4 separate regions of the Homo sapiens genome follow, and regions 1, 3 and 4 are each linked to region 2. Evidence: chromatin loops called from intact Hi-C (ENCODE). Cell type or tissue: heart right ventricle. All regions are shown on one strand.

The links. A loop is a pair of places that touch in the nucleus more often than their neighbours do. Peaks named below come from ENCODE experiments on the same cell type or tissue, not always from the same donor. Only the 100,000 strongest peaks of a DNase experiment are listed, where the experiment ranks them.
Region 1: it touches region 2 in a loop (4-fold over the local background); 73 of 110 quality-filtered maps call a loop at or near these places.
Region 3: a loop joins it to region 2, with 5 times the contacts of the local background. A loop is called at or near these places in 61 of 110 quality-filtered maps.
Region 4: it touches region 2 in a loop (13-fold over the local background); 61 of 110 quality-filtered maps call a loop at or near these places.

What each region holds. Positions count from the first base shown.
Region 1 is chr15:40,365,696-40,370,695 of GRCh38, reverse strand. DISP2 (dispatched RND transporter family member 2) reads right to left here. Exons shown (of 8, transcript NM_033510.3): 7 at 4,971-5,000; 8 at 1-3,638. The coding sequence ends at 378. All of the region lies in intron 3 of LOC124903472 (a long non-coding RNA gene), which reads left to right. Among named protein-coding and RNA genes, the nearest start is that of DISP2, 10 kb to the right of the region's middle. RefSeq lists silencers at 2,317-2,396, 2,517-2,696 and an enhancer at 2,479-3,370. In heart right ventricle, a CTCF peak has its summit at 2,423; DNase peaks (open chromatin) are centred at 2,455, 2,874 and 3,565; H3K4me3 peaks cover 1,459 bases; H3K27ac peaks cover 2,966 bases.
Region 2 is chr15:40,419,910-40,424,909 of GRCh38, reverse strand. IVD (isovaleryl-CoA dehydrogenase) reads right to left here. Exons shown (of 12, transcript NM_002225.5): 12 at 3,602-5,000. Among named protein-coding and RNA genes, the nearest start is that of IVD, 17 kb to the right of the region's middle. In heart right ventricle, CTCF peaks have their summits at 2,602 and 2,804 (motif pointing right); a DNase peak (open chromatin) is centred at 2,809; H3K27ac peaks cover 2,206 bases.
Region 3 is chr15:40,341,986-40,346,985 of GRCh38, reverse strand. No RefSeq gene overlaps it. Among named protein-coding and RNA genes, the nearest start is that of CCDC9B, 3.5 kb to the right of the region's middle. RefSeq lists enhancers at 1,329-1,925, 1,926-2,523, 2,707-3,206 and silencers at 2,137-2,226, 2,247-2,356. In heart right ventricle, CTCF peaks have their summits at 2,048 and 2,255 (motif pointing left); a DNase peak (open chromatin) is centred at 2,250; H3K27ac peaks cover 2,699 bases.
Region 4 is chr15:40,318,628-40,323,627 of GRCh38, reverse strand. It overlaps LOC112268152 (a long non-coding RNA gene), which reads left to right. Exons shown (of 3, transcript XR_002957721.2): 1 at 1-385. Among named protein-coding and RNA genes, the nearest start is that of INAFM2, 2.6 kb to the left of the region's middle. RefSeq lists a silencer at 1-248 and an enhancer at 2,259-2,776. In heart right ventricle, CTCF peaks have their summits at 161 (motif pointing left) and 2,558 (motif pointing left); DNase peaks (open chromatin) are centred at 157 and 2,593; H3K4me3 peaks cover 698 bases; H3K27ac peaks cover 2,041 bases.

The DNA.
Region 1 (5,000 bases), 54 kb after region 2:
GGTCCCTTAGTCTCACTGAAGTTCTTGTAACTTGGGATGGGGGCCAGGTCAGCCTCCTCTGATACCCGAAGCTACACATCTGGCCTTCCCCACTTCTAGAGGAGGGGTCTTAGATGGTGCTGTGGGAGCAGACAAGCCCTCAGCAGGTCGCAAGCAGGTCCCCTCCAAAACCCCTCCTGCTGGAATCCTCCAGATGTGAGGAGTAGGAGCAGACAGATCAAGGCTGGGACATCTGGCAGGGTTTAACATCCACAGCTGGAGGGTGAGACCTCTCCCTGTGGATCTGGAGAAATACCTTCGGGCTCCAGCCTATTGCTGCCCTTGCCTTGTCATCCATGACAGGGTTCCGCGCCCTGTCCAGCCTCCCCGGGTCCCCCTCAGCTGCTATAGCCTGACGTGTGAGTGCTGGGCCTGCGCAGCCAAACATCTGGCAGGTCTGGCTGGCTATTGGGCAGCACCACAGGGCTGCCATCCCCTGGCCCCCCTCGGCCCTTCCAGGACAAGCTGCTGTGATGGGAAGCGGGCAATGATGGGTCATACACTGTCTCCCTCAGCGCCAGCCACAGGGTGTCCCGCTTCCCATTGAGCTGGCCTCGCTCAAGGACTGGCTGCCCAGTGTCATCCAGGTCATCTGGGGACACACCCACGGAATCTGGTACACGGGCACTGGGCTCAGAGGTGCTTAGGCAGGTCTCATCAGAGACGCTGAGCCCCTCCAGGGTGCTGGCTGAGGAACAGAAGCCATCAGGAGGATCTGCAGCCTTGGCCTTAGGAGAGTGGGCTGGGGCTTCTGGTGAGGCTGGCAGGGGCTCAGCCTCCTCCCCTTGGGAGTCCTGCCTGGCCCGGGTTTTGGGGCTGGGGCCAGCCTGCTTATAGGGGGAGGAGGTCTGCAGGGCAGGGCACTGGCTGAAGACTGCCTGGTGGTCCAGCAGCAGCTCCCTTGGGGAGGCAGGGGCTGGTGGGGGCCGGGAACAGCACGGACCATCATGGAGCTGCAGATCCTCAGAGAGTACTGAGGGCCGGTGGGACAGCTTGCTGGTGGCTGTGCTGGTGTCAAAGCTGGGGCTCCGACGCCGTGCCAGGGGCTGTAGCTCATATTGCTCTGAGCAGGACCCGGGCATCCCTCCCACTGACCCTGGTCGTGGGCGGCCTGCCTTCTCCCCACCAGGGTCCCCAGTACCAGCATCCCATGGCAGGTGGGCACAGGGCCAGAGGATCTGCCCACAGTTCTTCTCTGGCCCGAAGAAACAGCAGAGAGATTGGAAGAAGAAGCTGGCAAAGCCACAACTGACGCATTTGACCATCATGAGGATGATGCCCAGCTTGCGATAGAGCAGCACTGTGGCAGGCAGCATGAGCACGCCTGCCGCAAACAGGGCTGCAGCCCCCACGGCTGTGGCGCAGCTGGTCTGGCGCAGAGAGAAGGCCACACGGCTCAGGCGGTCAGGGTGTGGGCACAGGTGATAGGAGATGCAGTAGTTGACAGTGAAGTCTACTGAGAGGCCCACTGAGGCAGAGAGAAACAGGGCCTCGGCAGTGTTGAGCTGCCACTCGAGGAGAACCAGGAGTCCTACAGTGAGCAGCACGGTGCCTGCCACAGCTGCCACGGAGAATAGGCTGAGGGGAACATTCCAGGTGCCCAGGAGCAGTGTGGCAAAGGCCAGCGCCAAAGCCAGGCCCAGCACCACAGCAGGCTCAGTGCTCAGGCTGTGCTGCAGGCTATACAGCTCTAGACGGCTAGTGAACCAACCACGGCGGAGGCCTGGAGGTGCCATGCCCAGCTCCGCTGCCAGCCAGTGGCTGACCTCATTGTAGAAGAGCTGGGTCTGGTTGTAGTCCGGACTGTTCCGGAAGTTGGTCTGGAATTGTAGGACCAGGGCGGCCAGGCTGCCATGGGCATCAAAGCGGAGTCCCAGGTCCTGGGTGCCATCGGGGCCTTGCTCCAGAGCCATCATTTTCAGGCAGTGCAGGAAAAACTGGGGGGCCCAGGGGAAGTCCGAGTGGCCGCAGCAGAGGTCAGGCCCCAGGCGGGCGCAGCTGGGGCTCTCCATCCAGCGCTGGAGGGTCTCCACGAAACACAGCGTGGGCCAGCCTTCCTGCAGGGTGTCGAAGAAGCTCTGATTCCGGGCCCGGTGACAGAGTGCCAGCAGCCAGCGCTGGGCCTCAGGGCCGCTGGCCGAGAAGGCAGGGTCCCTCACCAGGCTGCTGTTGCTACGAGGGTCCAGAGGGTCGCCAGTGTCCACAGGCAGGACGCCCCACACCAAAACCACGGGCATGTGGCCGCCCTCGCCCTGCGGCAGCTGCTCGAACAGGAACAGCTGGCGATACTCCGCGTCGAAGCGCTCGAAGGGGTGGCTGGGCCGGAAGACCTGGCCGCCGGGCGGCGGCAGCGTGGGCAGCCGCAGGCGGGGGCTGACTCCGGCGATGTAGGCGCCCCCTGCCGCCAGTGCTGCGAACCAGCAGATCCAGATGTAGCGGAACTTGATGACGCCGCAGGGCAGCAGGCGCTGGAAGAGCAGACGCGAGGTGCCAGCCGCCGCCCTCCGCAGGCCGCGGAGCCGCCGGTGCAGCGCCAGCAGTAGCCGCCGGGGCGCGCTGCCCTCCCACCGGCCCCGCGCCCGGCGCGCACAGCCGCGCGCCAGGTAGCGCTCGTGGAGCACGGCGGAGGCGGGCAGCCAGACCAGCGTGAGCGCCAGGTGCACCAGCACAGCCGTGCCCATGAAGAGGGCGAGGCAGCGAACGGCCGGCAGGCGGCTCAGGTAGCTGGCATAGAAGGCCGCGCTCGTGGTGAGGCCGGAGACCAGCAGCAGGTAGCCGAAGTGGTGCATGGTGCGGCCCACGCGCTGCGCCAGCCCCCCCGACGGCAGCTGGCTCTTGCTAAGGCGCCACAGGTCGAAGAAGATGAGCGTGTGGTTGGCGCAGACGCTGCTCAGCAGGAGGAGGGCTGCCAGATTGACGAAGGGGAAGTAGGCCATGCGGAAGGCCACCTGGTAAAGGAAGAAGGCCACCAGCAGTGAGCCCAGCACCCCCAGCAGCACCATGAGCGTGAGGAAGAGTGAGCGCAGGTACAGGGCCATGCCGAAGAAGATGGCAACCAGAGCCAGCAAGGGGTACACCGTGTCCTGGACCAGGAAGTGCCTCAGCAGCTCCTGCTTGAGGCCCAGGTCCATGCCAGTGACAGAGGTGTAGTTGTCAGCAAGCCCCCAGGGGGTGGCCAGCCGGTCCAGGTAGATGTCCATGAGGGAAGCACCCTTTGGGGTGGGCAGGAAGAGCAGGCTGTACTTGAGGGAAGGCACCTGGTAGTCAGTGGTCTGGGGACTCAGAAAGTCCCTGTCAAGCAGAAAGTGCAGGAGTTGGTAGATGGCACTACTCTGGGAGCACTTGGTGGGAACCTGGGCACAGCGTGGGGACTTGTTCTGCCCAGGTCCCAGACAAGAGGGCACCAAGGCGCCACTGTGGTAGTAGAGGGCACAGGTCCGAAGCAGGGCCAGTGTGCGGGCTGCGTCAGCTTGGGTAGTGTCCAGGCAGGAGGAGCGGTTGGAGAGCACAGCCAGATAGTTGCCCAGGGACCAGCTGGGGCAGCACTGGTTGGCTGCTGTCCGCTGGCACAGAGCCCCGAAGCTGGTATGGGAGCGGATCTGTAGGGCACACGCAGGAGGGGAGAGTTCAGGGGCAGCCCAAGGGCTCAGGTTTTCCCAGTCCTATACAAGGCTCTCTCATCTCCTTTCACACTACAGGGCAAGCGCAGAGAGGGATCTTGACAGCCTGGTGAGATAGGCTTGTCTCCCAGCTGCCTTTGGCTCCTGGCCCAGGTGCCAGCAGCTACATCTTGACTTCATCAAAGAGGAGCCTCAGGGATGCTGCCCAAGGCTTCAGCCTCAGAGACCCTGCTGTAAGGGCCCCTGTAGGTCACACACCCCAACTCCATGTAAAAGTGGAGGTAGCAGCCACAGATAGAACAGGGCCAAGGGTCCAATGAGCTGAAGCAAGCAATGGGAAGAGTGGAGGCCAAAACATTCCAGGTTCAGGGTCACTGCCAAAACCCAGCTCCCCTCTGTCCACTGCACCGCTTAAACCCTCTTAGGCCCAGGGCTGTTTCTTTTTCAAATCTCATGCCTCCTTTTTTCTCCTTTCCTGTTGTTGACATCACAACAGCTGACGTAGTACAGAGAGCACTGACCTGGGAGTCAGAGGCCCTTGCTCTGCCACTAACTGGCTGCGTAACCTTGGGCCTGAGATCATGGTGGCAACACAGTACTTATTGAGAGATTACTATTGCCAGTCATTATGCTGTATTTTTTCAACTTCTATCTCATTTAACTGTCACAACATCCCTGTGAGGAAAGTACGTTTATCATCCCCATTTAGCGCTTATGAAGCCTGAGGGACTAAGACGTTAAGAAACATGGCTGAAGTCACATAGCAAGACAGCCTTAGAGCTGGCCTTGAATTCAGACATCTGACTCTATAATGCATGTTCTTAACCAGTCTTTTGGTACTTGGGATATCCTCGTGTGAAGTGGGGGGCTGGGCTGCTGCGTGGTTTTCACACCATTTTCAGCAGCAAACCTTTCTTCAGATGTTATTGTATATGATTCTCCAGTTAGCATAACTGGATTGGCACTGCTCAGGTTGATGGGGGCTGAGGCCTTGAAGCCCACAGTCTCAGCTCCCTGGGCCAGGGCCTCCTCACCCGCTCTGGAGGGCCCTTTCAGGACCTTTTGGAAACCCGCAGTCCCTGCATGGGCTCGCTTCCAGCACTTCTATCTTGGCTCTTCTAAAAACAGCCGACTCTTCTTTTCCCACCCCAACCTGGAGCCTCTCAGCAGGGTTGGAATAATTTTCTAAGCAGGGAATGCTCTTCCCCAGTCCACCCCCTGGCAGTCCTGGCTCAGCTGTATTTCCTTGGGATCAGTTCCCTCATGTCCTTAGTTCCCCCCAAACCCCTGGCACCTCCCCCACCAGCTCACCTGGTCCTGTTCCATGCGACACATGGAATG
Region 2 (5,000 bases):
AGGGCTCTGGCCCACCTGTCATTTCACTCATTCAGCATGAACATAGCCACTGAGCACTTACTGTGAGCCCCGGGTGCTATTGGGAGAGTTCAGATAAGTGAGAGAGGGTCTTTGACCTCAAAGATCTTACAGAGAGGACCGTATACACAAATAACAGTATACCAGCAAAATGTGAGCTAAGTGTCATGTGACTACTCATCTACTCTTTCAATAAATATTTGTTGTGCACCTATTACATGCCAGGAACTGTGCTGGATGGTGATCATGTAAAGACAGTCAAATCACAGTCCTAGCTCTCAGATTCACAGCCTGCCTAATGCTGGGGAAACTGGAATAAACAACTGTGTGGCAAGCCCATCAGTGCAGATATGCCCAGGGAGAAGGAGAAAGGGGACCCATCCAGGATGGATGAGATGGAGACAGAGGAATGAGGGAAGGTTGGAGAAGAGAGGTCTTCCTGAAGGAGGCAGGCCCTGGCCTGAGGCTTTAGAGATGAGGAAGCAAGAGAAAGTTTGAAGGGCTGGAAGGACTTCCAGAGCTGCCCCAGACCAAAGGCACAGGGATGAGAAACATGGCAGTGAGGACTCCTTGCAACAAGAACACGAACATTCAGCAGGGAAGGAGGGAAGCAGCAGAAGGGGAAGGCCCAGGGGGATCAGAGTCATATTTGCCTTGCCAAGCCTTAGATCTTACAGGTGCTGGGAGCCACTGAAGAATTTGCGGGGAGCTTGATAGTTCACTGGTTCAGTGTAGAGGAAGGGTTGAGGGGCATGGCCTGGAAGAAGGAAGGCAAGTTGGCAGGATGTTAAGATCCAGGAAGTATTTAAGAGATACCAGGCTAGCCTCTGAGAGTGGCTGGGTGGTGGGTGAGGGAAAGAGGCCAAATTCTGGAACGGCCCCCTGCAAGAGTAACCAAGTGGCGCACACAGGGAGAGGAGAGCTCCCACTCGGCACTAGCGTGGCTGTAGGCTCTGGGTACCAAGTGTGGGCAGGGGTTGGGGACAGCCAGGAATGTGAATGGGGCTCTGCACCACCTGATTTCAGGGCTCCCAAACACTGGCCCGTGGACAGGGCTGGCCCGAGGAAGTGAAAAAAGTATGGGCATAACTTCTCATAAATCAAATGTATGCACTTTAAAGAACTATCCTTGGGCCGGGCATGGTGGCTCATGCCTGGAATCCCAGCACTTTGGGGGGCCGAGGTGGGCAGATCATGAGGTCAAGAGTTTGAGACCAGCCTGGCCAATATGGTGAAACCCTGTCTCTACTAAAAATACAAAAATTAGCCGGGCATGGTGGTGTGCACCTGTAGTCCCAGCTACTCGGGAGGCTGAGGCAGAAGAATCGCTAGAACCCAGGAGGCGGAGGTTGCAGTCAGCTGAGATTATGCCACTGTACTCCAGCATGGGCGAGAGAGCGCAAGATTCCGTCTTAAAAACAAAAACAAAAACTATCCTTAAAAGTGCTTACAATTAAATCAATAAGTAAGCATGTCACTTAGAGGTATGAAGTGAATTATCAAAAGAAGCCCCTTAAAGATTCAAAAGTGGTTTTGTCCTGGGAGTGGGAATGGGGATAGGAGGGACAGGGGACTTTTATTTTTTTAAATAAGCTTTTAAAAACTGTAGTATTTTTTAAAACAGTGAACATAAAGCATATACAAAAATTTAAGGGCTGGGCACACTGGCTCAACGCCTATAATCCCAACACTTTGGAAAGTGGAGGCAGGAGGATCGCTTGAGCCCAGCAGTTGAGCCCAGCCTGGACAACATGGTGAAAGCCCGGCTCTACAAAAAATACAAAAATTAGTCTGGCATGGTGGTGCACACCTCTAGTTCCAGCTACTGGGGGGCTGGGGGTGGGTGGCAAGGGGGAGGACTGAGGCCAGAGGATCCTTGAGCCAGGGAGGTCGAGGCTGCAGTAAGCTGAGATCACGCCACTGCACTGGGTGACAGAGTGAGATCCTGTCTCAAAAATAAATAAATAAACAAACAAATAAAAATCCTGGCCTAGCTGGGCGTGGTGGCTCATGCCTGTAATCCCAGCACTTTGGGAGGCTGAGGCCGGTGGATCAATTGAGGCCAGGGCTTTGAGACCAGCCTGGCCAACATGGTGAAACCCCGTCTCTACTAAAAATACAAAAATTAGCCAGGCATGGTGGCACATGCCTGTAATCCCAGCTATTTGGGAGGCTAAGGCACGAGAATCGCTTGAACCCTAGATGTGGAGGTTGCAGTGAGCTGGGATCGCGCCACTGCACTCCAGCCTAGATGACAAAGTGAGACTCCGTCTTAAAAAAAAAAAAAAAAAAAAAAAAAAAAAAAAGTCGGCCGGGCGCGGTGGCTCACGCCTGTAATCCCAGCACTTTGGGAGGCCGAGGTGGGTAGATCATGAGGTCGGGAGATCGAGACCATCCTGGCTAACACGGCGAAACCCCGTCTCTACTAAAAATACAAAAAATTAGCCGGGCATGGTGGCGGGCGCTTGTAGTCCCAGCTACTCGGGAGGCTGAGGCAGGAGAATGGCGTGAACCTGGGAGGCGGAGCTTGCAGTGAGCCAAGATTGCGCCACTGCACTCCAGCTTGGGCGACAGAGCGAGACTCCGTCTCAAAAAAAAAAAGCCTTTTATGAAATGATGGTAATAGAGGATAGGCTTCCCCCAACCCCTCTTCCCTTTCATGTCCTTATTGGCTAAAACAAAACGTCGTTGAGTCCTGAAATCCCAAACTGGGGGCCTTGAACCCCAGGCAAAGGCCATATAGGCTGGCTCCGCGCGTTTGCAACCCAACCCCGCGGGCAGCCGGCAGGGGTCAGGCGAGCTCCATGCGACACTCGAGCTGCGTCTGGCAAGCCAGTGCTGCGCTCGAAGAAGCGCGCTGCCTCGAGGGAGAGGGTCAGAGGAAGGACTCTGGACCTGCCCTAGGCTGGGGGTCGCGACAGATGGCCACCTGGGTCTTAGGTCCCAGCTCCCACCCGGCAGGCAGGGACTGGGAACCTCTCTCCAGACCGCGCGGTGTGTTGACACCAGGTCTAGTCCCATTCCACCGAGGGCAACTCACCTTACCGGTCTTCTGAAAGGGGGCCCTGCGCGAAACCTTGCCTCCTGCACTCGGTTGTGCAAAGATCAAGGATCTCAGACTTGAGAGGGTTACATGGGCAAGGGATTGTTATCACTAGATTATATGGATTTAGAATTAGGACTTAGGCTCCTGGGGAAGCCTGCTTTAGGACTCAGATGGTGGTTGTAGAAGATTGCCTTGCAGACTCACCCTTGGGGATGTGATTAGGTCTGGGGCAGGATCCAGGAACCTGCATTTATTCTAGGTTGCCAAATTTTGATAAGGGGTGTGCTCAGACCACGCTTAAAAAACATCCCAAGGTTCTGTTGCCCTCCCACAGGGCAGGCAGCATCAACAGCAGCGAGCTGCCCTGATAGTGTGACCTGCCTAAAATTGGAGTGGAGTAAGAGCCAGCCGCAGGAAGGAGCAGTGCTGGCAGCTGGTGCTGCAGATTTGCCCAATGCATGTAGGCAACCAAACACGCCCACAAGAACCAAAGTAGACGTGCCCCTTGTTCTTCCATTTACCACTCAGGCTGCATGGTTCATTTTGTTTTTTTTGCTTTTAATTTTAAAACATTTATTTTGCTTCACATATAGAACCAGGAAAGAAATCACCTCCCCAAGTCGACAGGGCTTAGACAGACTGGATGAAGCGCCCCATTTTGCCACATTGTCTCCAGGCTGGTCTCTCCAGCCACACATTAAGCCAGCAAGATGGCCCTTTTAGTCACATTCATCTCCAACATAGCAGGGAGCAAGACAAGGAAGTGAAAGGGACTGCCTATGAGCCCAGGATCTTGCCCTCAGGATGGGACGGAACTGGGGTTGGTGAGGAGCCAACCCCACCTGTCTCAAGCCTCAGGCTAGGAACAGCACTTGGCTGCAGGCCAGGACCAAGAGCCAGGATAGGTGCTGCTGGGCTGAGAACCAAGAAAACCAGTTCCCTCTTTTTGGAACTCGGAAGGGGTGGAACAACCCAGACCCATTCCCTTCTCAGATCACACTCTATCCAGACTGCTGTACAGTGCGGCCCAAAGCTGGAATTCTCAGAACACCCCCATTTTTGCCATGAGCAGATCTGGATTCTAGTTCGTTTTGACCTTGAGAAAGTCAAATTGTGTTGATCTTTTTAAAAACAAAGGGGCGGTTTTCAGAAATCTATAAGCTTCCTTCTGGCTGTAAGAACTTAGCACTCTGGGCTCCCTGCTTCCTTTAAAACTCACTGGGAGATCTGGGAAAGGGAGGCTGAGACCTCTCTCCTAAGGGCTGATTTTACCTTCCTGTCCCTCATGAAAGAACGGGCTGGAGGACAGGAATAGGACCTGGGCCAGCCACTCTCCAAGGACACAAGCTGGATCCAGACAGGAAGCAGCGGCAAGTAGATTGCTTCTCCCCAGATAGGTTTGTTTCACAATATATTTAATACAAAATGGCAGCAGCCACTGTGCAGTTATAACAAAATTAGCCATAGGGTATCTGGAGAAATGTACACAGGCAGCCTCAGCTGGAGTCATGCGAGCCAACTCCGGCCTGCTCGGGTAGGGCCTGTGCCTGCTGCCCAGTCAGCTGTGGGTGGTCACACGGCCAGGACTGGATGGTGCCCGTGGCAGGGCGGTGCACAAGGGCTCAGAGGTGCTGTACAGGAGGAGCCAGTCTTCCAACAGTACACAAAAGCACGCTGTCCTCTGCTCTGCCCCCCCTGCGGACTCAGCAGCATGTGTGTTCATTTATTTTATTATTATTTTTTGAGACAGAGTCTCACTCTGTTGCCCAGGCTGGAGTGCAATGGCGCGATCTCAGCTCCTGCAACCTCTGCCTCCTGCGTTCAAGCGATTCTCCTGCCTCAGTCTTCTGTGTAACTGGGATTACAGGCGCGTGCCACCAGGCCTGGCTAATTTTTGTATTTTTAGTAGAGACGAGGTTTCACCATGTTGGTCGTC
Region 3 (5,000 bases), 78 kb after region 2:
TCTCCTCCCATCCCCCTGCCTGAATCTTGCTCATCCCCTTGAAGCTCATCCCCTTCTGGAAAACTCCCTGGTGGGCCTGAGCCCTGTGCTGGCTGGGCCTCAGGCCAACGCAGCCTAGTGTTGGCAGGTGCCTCTGAGGTCTTTCCCTGGTGGTTCCTGCATCACCTTGGCCAGGGTAGGTGCTCTGTTCATGGCATAGTGTGGGCAAGTCCCAACAGGGCAGCATTCAGCCTCTGCTCGTGGACAGCTGTGGGCTGGGGGTCAAGGTGGGGCTTCTGGGAAAACACAATGAGTCCCCTTTGCACCATGAAGAGATCCATTGTTGGTGCGTGGGAACAGAACATCAACAAACAAGGGAGACCTCAGGGGCTCAGGTCCATGCCAGCGTTCACCTCCTATTACTGGGTCTGACGCTGGAAGGTTCAGGATGCCCCAGCCCTGGGTATGTCCTGGAGAGCAGAATGGAGGGGTATGTCCTTAGTACAGCTTTCCTTCTGCTTCCAATGCCTCAAAGGACTTCAGCCTGGGCTCCACCTTGCTCTGGCTTATGTGTTCTTTTGAAAGGCGTGGCCCAGACTTTGTCCCTGGCAGCTGGAGCCTGCCTAGGGCTGGTCCCTCCAGCCCCACCTCATGCAGTCTTGAGTCCTTCCCACCCAAGACCAGGCCTGGCCTGACCACACCTCAAGTCCTGGGAGCCAGGACAGGAGTTTTCTTGAGACAAGAATCGCCATGGTGGGGCAGGGAGGGAGGATGGGTTTGCAGGAAGGGAATGCTGTGCTTTAGGCCACTCTCTGGCCCCTTTCCATCTGGAGGGTCTCCCTGCCTAATAGCTGAGCTCTCATGCAATCCAGCCTGGCTCACTCTTTTCCTCAATACTCACCCACACACCCAGGGCTGGCTAGTGGCACCAGTGACCTCTAAGGGCTCGGCCCTTCACCAATAAGAAGGGTTCCCGAGCACTGGGGTGTGATCCTGGAACTGGGCCTGGGGGTATCCAGAGGCAGGTAAAGTGCAGGGACTGCTTCCAGAAGCACGAGTCCTGGCTGGAGAGGGATGGCAACCAGGGCCTGGGACTTCAGAGGGGACAAAGAGGGACAGGGAGGACTCCCTGGAGAGGGTGTGCTGGGCAGGAGACCTGAAGGGAGGTGGCTGAGGGAATGCCTCAGGATCTGCCCCACCAGATCACAAATGGTCTCCATAACCCAGAAGTCTTAATGTGTTCAGGCCCCAGCAGGCTGGTAGGAGGCAGGCTTTGGGCCTCTCAAAGGATGCTGGGGAGGTAGCATCCAGAAGGTGGCCATCAGGAAGTTACCCGAGGCAAGAAAACTGTTTTGAGCCTTACTCTGGGCACACTTTGTTCCAGATATGGATGGTTACCCATGTTATTTTATTTCCTCTCCAGATGATTCTGTGAAGCAGGTACACCTCATTTTATAGATGAGGGCCAGAGAGAGAAGGGACACAGCCAGTAAGGGGTGAAGTTCATTTGGAATCCACCCACCCCCCATCCCATCTTCTGACAAAGCCGAGGGGAAGGGCAGGGGCCGGCTTGCTTATGTTTCATTGATCCAGCTTCAGGGGCAGCATTCCGGAAACAGAATGAGGTCTGAGATGTGCGGCCCTCGTGGGTGGAGCCTCTGCCAGGGCTGTGATCCCAGGGTTGCGGTGGCTCCACGTGTGGTTCGGAGGGTCTTTCCTCCCCTGCAGCCCCTTCCCTCTTTCTCCTCAGTGAGAATCCCAACTTGCAGCCATCTCGTTCTCAGGGCTGGTCCCAGGTCTGTGCTCTGAGGACCACGAATAGGGTCCAGATACGTTCCCTTCTGGACCTCAGGGGGTACCCCCTGAGCCAGCGGGTGGCCTGGGAGGGTGGGGGACCACAGGGAAGAGCCTGTGCCCGAGGTGCTGGGACACCCGGCCCAACCCCGGGTGGAGAGAGGGAGGGCACAGAGGGAAGGATCAGCAGAACGGCATTGGCGGGGCAGCCGGTGAAGGCGCCCTGGGCAGGAGGCAGCTCCCGGGTGTGTGGCCTCAGCGGCATCACAGACAGGCTGTGCCACCTGGGCAGAGGGCGCCACCTCTTTGGGCTTCAGCTTCCTCATCAATAAAATAAGTCTTCTACAACTAGATGGCTTCTCTAGTCTGATGGAGTTGGGAGGTGGAGGTTACAGGGACTTGGGGGAGGCCCTGTGGAACAACAGAGAAAGGGAACCGCCTCCCGCACCCAAAAACAGGCTGTTGTCGCTCTGCTGCCCCTTAGTGGCGACACAGAGAAACAGACACCCAGTCTCATGGGGATGGCAAGCTGGTCCTTCTCCATCTCCCCTGCTTCCTGTGGGCTTCTCCCCGGGGTGGGGTGGGGCTACTCTTAGGGCACCTTTACCACCCACCGGCTCCCTCAGGGCTGCGTACATTCTAGGTGGACAGAAAGGCAGTCCCAGCCTATGCATAGGATACCCACAGCTATGCACAGGATGGCAAGCACAATTCACGCATGTCTTCATTCTGGAAGTGCTGATGGAGGTTCTTTAGTATGCAGGGGCACCGTGCCAGACACTGGGGATCCAGAGGCACTTGGCAGGTCATTCCTGCCCTCAGAGAGCCTCTGTCCAATGGAGAGCAGACAGGCCAACCACAGACTCTGGGGAAAGTGGGAGACTGTGGGGGCTGCTCAGAGGTGTGACGTCATGTGTGAATAACACTGGGAAACACACAGTCAGCAGCTGCTGGTACCCCCCGTATGATGGTTGGTTTGTCTTGGGCACATACCCCTCTAGCCTGACAGACCAGAAGGCCTTTGCCCTAGGTGAGGGGAGTGTGTTCCTGCAGGCCCTTCCAGAAGAGCTGTGTGGCCATCCCACAGGCGATAAGCCTGTGCCCATGCCTTTACCCCCCTGCTACTCTCTTGCCCCCACCTTGTCTGGGAATGGGGGAGGGGGTACACAGCCTTGCCTTATCCCTGTAGCTTCCTTACCCCATCTACACATCTCCTCCCCAGACCTGGTCCGGGCCTGAGTTCTGAAGAGGCTGGAGAGCATTAGGTCTCCCTCCCCAGCAAGTGCTCTGCGGGCCTCCCAGCTCCAACACAGTGCGGGGCAGGCGAAGGGAAGTTTGAGGCTTCTGGAGGCTTCTGAAGCCTCCTGAGGCTGGCGTGGAACTCAGTCCACTGTATGGGGCAGGATGCAGAGCGTCTGGGAGAAGGAGAGAGAGTGTGTGCGTGTATGTGTGTGAGAGAGGCCCAGGGCACAAAGCCTGGGTGCGTCATGGTTGCTGGGAGAGTTTGACGAGTCTGACTCAGTGGGGACATCCGGCAGGAAAGGAAGGGAGAGCGCAGTGGCATTTGCAAGCAAGATGGGAACTCTGGGGTGGTGGAGATGGGGTGTGGGGCCAGGGGTGCTGTGCAAAGGCCTGGACAGGAAGAGGGCTAAGCCTGGCGGAGCTGGGGGAGGGAGTGGGGAGGAAAGGGCAGTTCTGGAGGGGTGGAGGTTGGACCTCTGGCTGCCTGGGTGGGTCTGGGAGGAGAAAGAAGGCAGCGGGGGTTTCTGCTCTGGAGACAGAGGGGACGAGTTGTGGCATTTGGGAAACTGGCCTGGTCAATCAGGGATGTGGGGAATGCAGGGGCTTCTGATTCTCACCTGAGGGCCTGGAGCTCAGGGCCTTGTAGCTGAGGAAACAGACTCCACGAATTCCTAGTCCAGAAAGACCACCCTCCTCTCAGCACCCCCAAGCCTTGAGTCCCAGAGGCTCTAGGAGCCTGGGCAGGGAGACCAGTCTCAGCTGTATGAGGAAGATATGGGGGAGGAGCTTTCCTGAGAAGGGCTGATTCCTTTGCCAGGTTCAGAGAGGCTGAAAAAGCCAGTCTTGGAGAGCAAGGCCAGGAAGGGCCCAAACTTAGGGCCCGAGGGAGGAAGGCTGTTGACCAGCTCTGAACTGCCATGGCAAGGGCCCTGGAGGAATGCCTGGCTCACCATACCAAAGGGCTAGAGACCCAAACAACAGAGCCTCTTGGAAGCGGCTGTGCTTTAAAACATAGTCATGTGTCTGCTAATGACAGGGCTATGTTCTGAGAAATACGTTGTTAGGTGGTTTTGTCATTGTGTGAACACCACAGAGAGCACTTACACAAACCTAGATGGTACAGCCTACTACACACCCAGGCTATATGGTATAGCTATTGCTCCTAGGCTACAAACCTGTACAGCAGGTTACTGTACTGCATACTGTAGGCAGCTGTAACACAGTGCTAAGTGTTTACATATCTAAACTTAGAAAAGATATAGTAAAAATATGGTGTACAAGATTTAAAATGGCACACCTGTATAGGGCACTTACCATGAATGAAGCCTGCAGGACTGGAGGTTGCTCTGGTGAGTCACTGAGTGAGTGATGAGTGAATCTGAAGGCCTAGGACATTACCGTCTGCTACTATAGATTTTATAAACACTGTACACTTACGTTAGACTAAATTTATACGAATGATTTTTTGGTCAGGCATGGTGGCTCATGCCTGTCATCCTAGTACTTTGGGAGGCCAAGGCAGGAGGATCACTTGAGCCTAGGTGTTCAAGACCAGCCTGTGCAACATAGCAAGACGTTCTCTCTACAAAAAATTTTAAAACTACCTGGACATGGTGGCATGCGCCTGTTGTCCAAGCTACTCAGGAGGCTGAGGCAGGGGGATCCCTTGAGCCCAGGAGGTTGAGGCTGCAGTGAGCCATGATCATGTCACTGACCTCTGGCTTGGGTGACAGAGTGAGACTGTCTCAAAAAATGAAAAATTAAAAAATATATATTTTTGTTTCTTCAGTAATAAATTAACCTTAGCTTACTGTAACCTTTTTACTTTATAAACTTTTTAATTTAAAAAAACTTTTTGACTCTCTTGGTAATAACCCTTAGCTTAAAACACAAACAAAACACATTGTACAGCTGTACAAAAATATTTTCTCTTTATATCCTTATTCTATAAGTTTTTTTGCTATTTTGAAACTTTTTCTTTTTTT
Region 4 (5,000 bases), 100 kb after region 2:
GCGGGGAGAGCGCTGCTGGGGGCTGCCCCTTAAAAGGGCGACGCCGGGGTCCGGAAGTGCCGCGAGGGGAGGCGGCGGCTGCCGGGAGCCGCGAGCCCCGCCGGGACGCCCCGTTAAGAGAGAGTTAAGGGAGGCTGGCTCTTAAACGGGCGACGTCACCGCGACCCCTGGTGGGCTGGCGCGGCGTAGAGTGGAGCCCCGGGCACTTCTTTAAAAGGGGGAACGGCGTTGTGCGAGGCGGAGTGCGGAGCTAGAAGGGGGCGGTCGGAGCGCGAGCTGTCAACTCTGGCGCCTCCCCGCTCCGCCCCGAGGCTCCGAAGTGACAGGTGGAATAGCAGCCTGGGCTTCGGACTCCAGGCCTAGGTTTATCCTCTGGGAGGGGACGGTAAGAGGGATAGGGAAGATACCACGTTCCAGCTCTCAGCTTGCTCCCCGCACCGCGTACCCCCTGGGTGGGTCTCCCAGGCCCATTCACAGCTAAAGAACCTGGTTGACGCCAGGGGTAGGCGGTTCTGGCACCTGGAGCGCTCACTGGGGCCGCAGCTGGTTGTGTTCCTTCCACCCAGTCCAGGCTGGGCTTCGGAGCTCTACTGAAGTCGTCGCAATTGCGTACCCCAGCCCGCCTCACCCCGCCAACCCTGAGCCTCCGGGACAGAGCCACGGACTGAGCTGTTCTCCAGACTCGCTTGCCACCTTAGTCCCAAAGTTCGCCGCAGGTCGCTGGTCCCGCTTTTTGGGTCTTCCAATTCCTGGTTTTGGCCTGGATTTGGACCCAAGGAGCTGCACTGAACCTGAGGAGTTTAACTCTCAGGACTCCTAGAGCGTTTTCACTCTCAGATCCCCTCCAGACCTCAAGGCTTGGGCGGTTGTCCCCTCCCCACTTTCCCATGTGAGGTTTGTCTTCTTTGGCTCCAGGCCAGGCGCCAGGCAGTGGGCTCTGTGCCTGGTCTTTGGACCCCCTAGGTGCTAACAACCCTTCATGCTCAGACTCTCCCTTGCGGCTTTACTTGTGCCCTCCCCCTCCTTCCGCTCTCTGCTCTCCCTGCCTTCTCTCCTCCCCATTCCCTCTCTATAAGGCTTTCCAGAATTCTGGTTCCCTCCTCCTTGGATGCTACTTCCTGTGTTCCCAGAACTGGGCATATGGACTGCCTGGGTGTCTGAATGAGTGAGGGAGACTTGTCTGGGCGTGTGTTGGGGAACAGAACTGTGGTTCTGATGGGGTTCTGTGGGTGAACCCTCCCTCAAGCCCCTGCAAGTGTGAGCCTGACCTGGCTTCTACCCTGTGGGGCAGGATCCCCTCTGCCCTTCTCACTTCCCCCCCTCCTCCAGGAATCTTTGGCTTCCAGAGGACCCCCCTTACACACACACACACACACACACACACACACACACACACACACGAGGAAGCCCTCCCAAAACAGCTGCCTTGCCCACCTCAGCAGCACAGAAGTCAAGTGGCTACCAGAACTGAGTGTGCTAGTGGACTGCTGGAACCACAGGCCTCTAACCCAGCCTCAGTCTCATTCCTGATCCAGGCCCAGGTGTGGGGCTGCCACTAGTAATGGCTAGCCAGATGCTATTTCAAGGAAAAAGCTGTTTTTTTTACTTTCTGAGAAATTTCAAGGATATTGGTAGTGTGGAGTGTTTATGGCCTTTTGTGGGTTGATGGGGAAGAAATAACTCACTCCTCCACCCTGCTCCTAGGTCAGCCAGGGCAGCCTGTTGACTTAAAATTCCTGAATTGTCGCCGGGTGCGGTGGCTCACGCCTATAATCCCAGCTTTGGGAGGCCGAGGCGGGCGGATCACGAGGTCAGGAGATTGAGACCATCCTGGCTAACATGGTGAAACCCCGTCTCTACTAAAAATACAAAAAAATTAGCAGGGCGTGTTGGCAGGTGCCTGTAGTCCCAGCTACTCGTAGTCCCAGCTACTCGGGAGGCTGAGGCAGGAGAATGGCGTGAACCCGGGAGGCGGAGCTTGCAGTGAGCCAAGATGGCGCCACTGCACTCCAGCCTGGGCAACAGAGCCAGACTCCGTCTCAAAAAAAAAAAAAAAAACAATTCTTGAATTGTCTCTGGAAGTTGTCCTCTCTTCTCTCCCCTGCTCTAGGGCCTTCCTGGCAGGACATATCATACAATTATTCCATGATGAATTATTCTTAAAGATTCCAGGTTGAGGCCAATACAAAGCTTCCTTCAGTCCCCTTTCGTGAATGCACTCCATATTGCTTCTCCATATTTCTGTTGCAAATTAAATGCCTTTCTTCTTGCTTGGTTCTTAGTGGAGTGGGAAAACAGCATGTCACTCTTCTGTACCAAAGAATAATATACTTGAAGCCTTTATTCAATTCCTCTCACTCTGTCTTTTCTAAACGAAACAGTGCCAGATTCTTTAACCTGTCATCAGTAATCCCTATTTATTGTCTGGATTTACATAGTGTCTTTTACCCCAGGAACTAAGAATGCTTTCAGATATAATTGAGCCTGATCTCCCCGGTGCCTGAGCCATTAAGAAACCATTAGTGTTCTCCTGTTGCAGAAAACTAAATGGCCCCCTAGTGGCCTGAAAGTGAATATGCCTCCCCCCACTAAGAACAGGCAGGGATCAGAGAAATCAGAGAATCAAGGCAGCTTGGGGACAGAATGGGCCCCAAAAGTCATCTTTTGTGAATACCCCTGTGGGCCCTAGAGCCTCCTCCACAAAATCCCTGGGGAGCACTCAGCAGCGTCAGCCCAAAGACCATCTGGGATGGTGGCATACCTTACTGTCTGCTCCCTGAGGCAGCCCTTTTTGGCTTTGGAAAGTTCTGACCAATTATGACAATAACAGTGCCCTTAGAATGTGCTAGGCACTATACCAAGCCTTTACATTCCTTGTCTTATTTGTCTCCCAATGACCTATCAGGTAGTACTGTTTATCTTCATTTCATAGATGAAGTCCCTGCCTCAGAAAGGGCCAGGAACTTGCTCAAGGTCACATAGTCCTAATGCCTTGGAATTCAAAAGCCCTGATGGAATTCAGACCTCTGACTCCAGGGCATTAAGCTCTTGATCCTGGTTCTGCTCTGTCTCATAGGCAAAGCTAGACTTTGTCTCTATAGTGGATATTGGGGGTTACTACCCGGGTCAGCCTCAGGAGGGAGGTGCTCATTCTTCCAATTGTCAGGAGTGTTGGCTATGATGGCTCAGCTGCAACTGTCACTGGGACTTGCCTTCTGACACCAAAGGAAGCTGCCTCTCTGTCCTGGCCTACAAGCCCAATACATAGAGCCAGATCACAATAAAGCCCAGTCAGAGATGTGCAGGGGCCCACTAGGGAAGAAGGCTAGACCATGAAGTAGTTGCGGAAGTAGCCAGTATATACTGGCAGGATCCAGGAGCGAATGTATAGGCTAGATCAAGGTGGGGTGTGGTGCCACACATTAAGTTGAACAAGGGATACTTCGTTGTTATAGGAGTATTCTCCTGTGAATCAGGATGTGATATCCTGACAAGGATCCTGGGAGACAGGAGGAAGGCAATGGCCACCAGAGTGTAATGGAAATGCCAGAACTACCACAGCAGAATGTGGAAGAAGGGTTCAAAAGCTCACAGAAATGGGTATATTCTATGTAAGGCCAGAAACCACTTAAGTTCTGCAGGAAGGCCCAGAGGATACTCTAGTTACCAAAGCAACAAGGAACACACTGGTGAGAGCGGTACCAGCATCCCTGAGAAGCTGAGTTTGGACTGTCCTCTGTAAGCCATGCCTGACAGCAAGAGGCCATTCCAGAACTGGCTCCAGATAGCAGTGGGGATGATAGGACCATGAAATCATAGAAGCTAGACAGCACAACTGTTGTAATAAGCAGCAAGTTGGAGTGGCAGTGGGGGCAGTCCTGGCCAGTAGAGGACCATGGTTGAAGATGGTTGATAGCATAGCATCCCTGGAGCAAGCTAGCTAGGCAGCCAGTAACAGTACTGCTCTATCTATACCAGTGATTCTCAAATGTTTTAGTTTCAGGATCCCTTTACACTCTTAAATATTGAGGTCTCTAAGCCTGATGTGGTGGCTCGCACCTATAATCCCAACTACTTGGAAGGCTGAAGCAGAAGGATCACTTGACCCCAGGAGTTCAAGATCAGCCCGGGCAAAATAGTGAGACCTCATCTCTACAAAAAAAAAAGTTGAAAATTAGCTAGGCAGGGTGGCACATGCCTGTAGTCCCAATTACTCGAGAGGCTGAGGCAGGAGGCTCGCTTGACCTCCGGAGTTTGAGACGGCACTAAGCCATGATCATGCTACTGCACTCTAGTCTGGGTGACAGAGTGAGACCTAGTCTCTAAATATATATATATGTATGTATATATGAGAGAGAGAGGTATCTAAAGGGATTTTGTTTATGTGGGTTATAGCTATTTTTATTTGACATATTAGAAATAAGACCAAGGGTTTTGCAAAATATTTATTAATTTGTCTAAAGAATAATAAGCCCCACTACATGTTAACATAGATAATATATATTTTATTTATTTATTTATTTATTTATTTTCCAAGACAGAGTCTCACTCTGTTGCCCAGGCTGGAGTGCAGTGGCATGATCTCGGCTCACTGCAACCTCCGCCTCCCAGGTTCAAGCAGTTCTCCTGCCTCAGCTTCCCGAGTAGCTGGGATTACAGGTGCATGCCACCACACTCGGCTAATTTTTGTATTTTTAGTAGAGACAGGGTTTCACCATGTTGGCCAGGCTGGTCTCGAACTCCTGACCTTGTGATCCACCCGCCTCGGCCTCCCAAAGTGCTGAGATTACAGGCGTGAGCCACTGCACCTGGGCAGATAATATATTTTTATGACAAAAAATAATGAAAAGAGTGGCTTTGCTTTGTAAATTTGCAAATCTCTGGAATGTAGAAGACAACTGGATCCTCATATCCACTTTTTTTTTTTTTTTTTTTTTTTTTTAGACAGGATCTCACTTTGTCACAAGGCTGGAGTGTAAGTGGCGTGATCTCAGTTCACT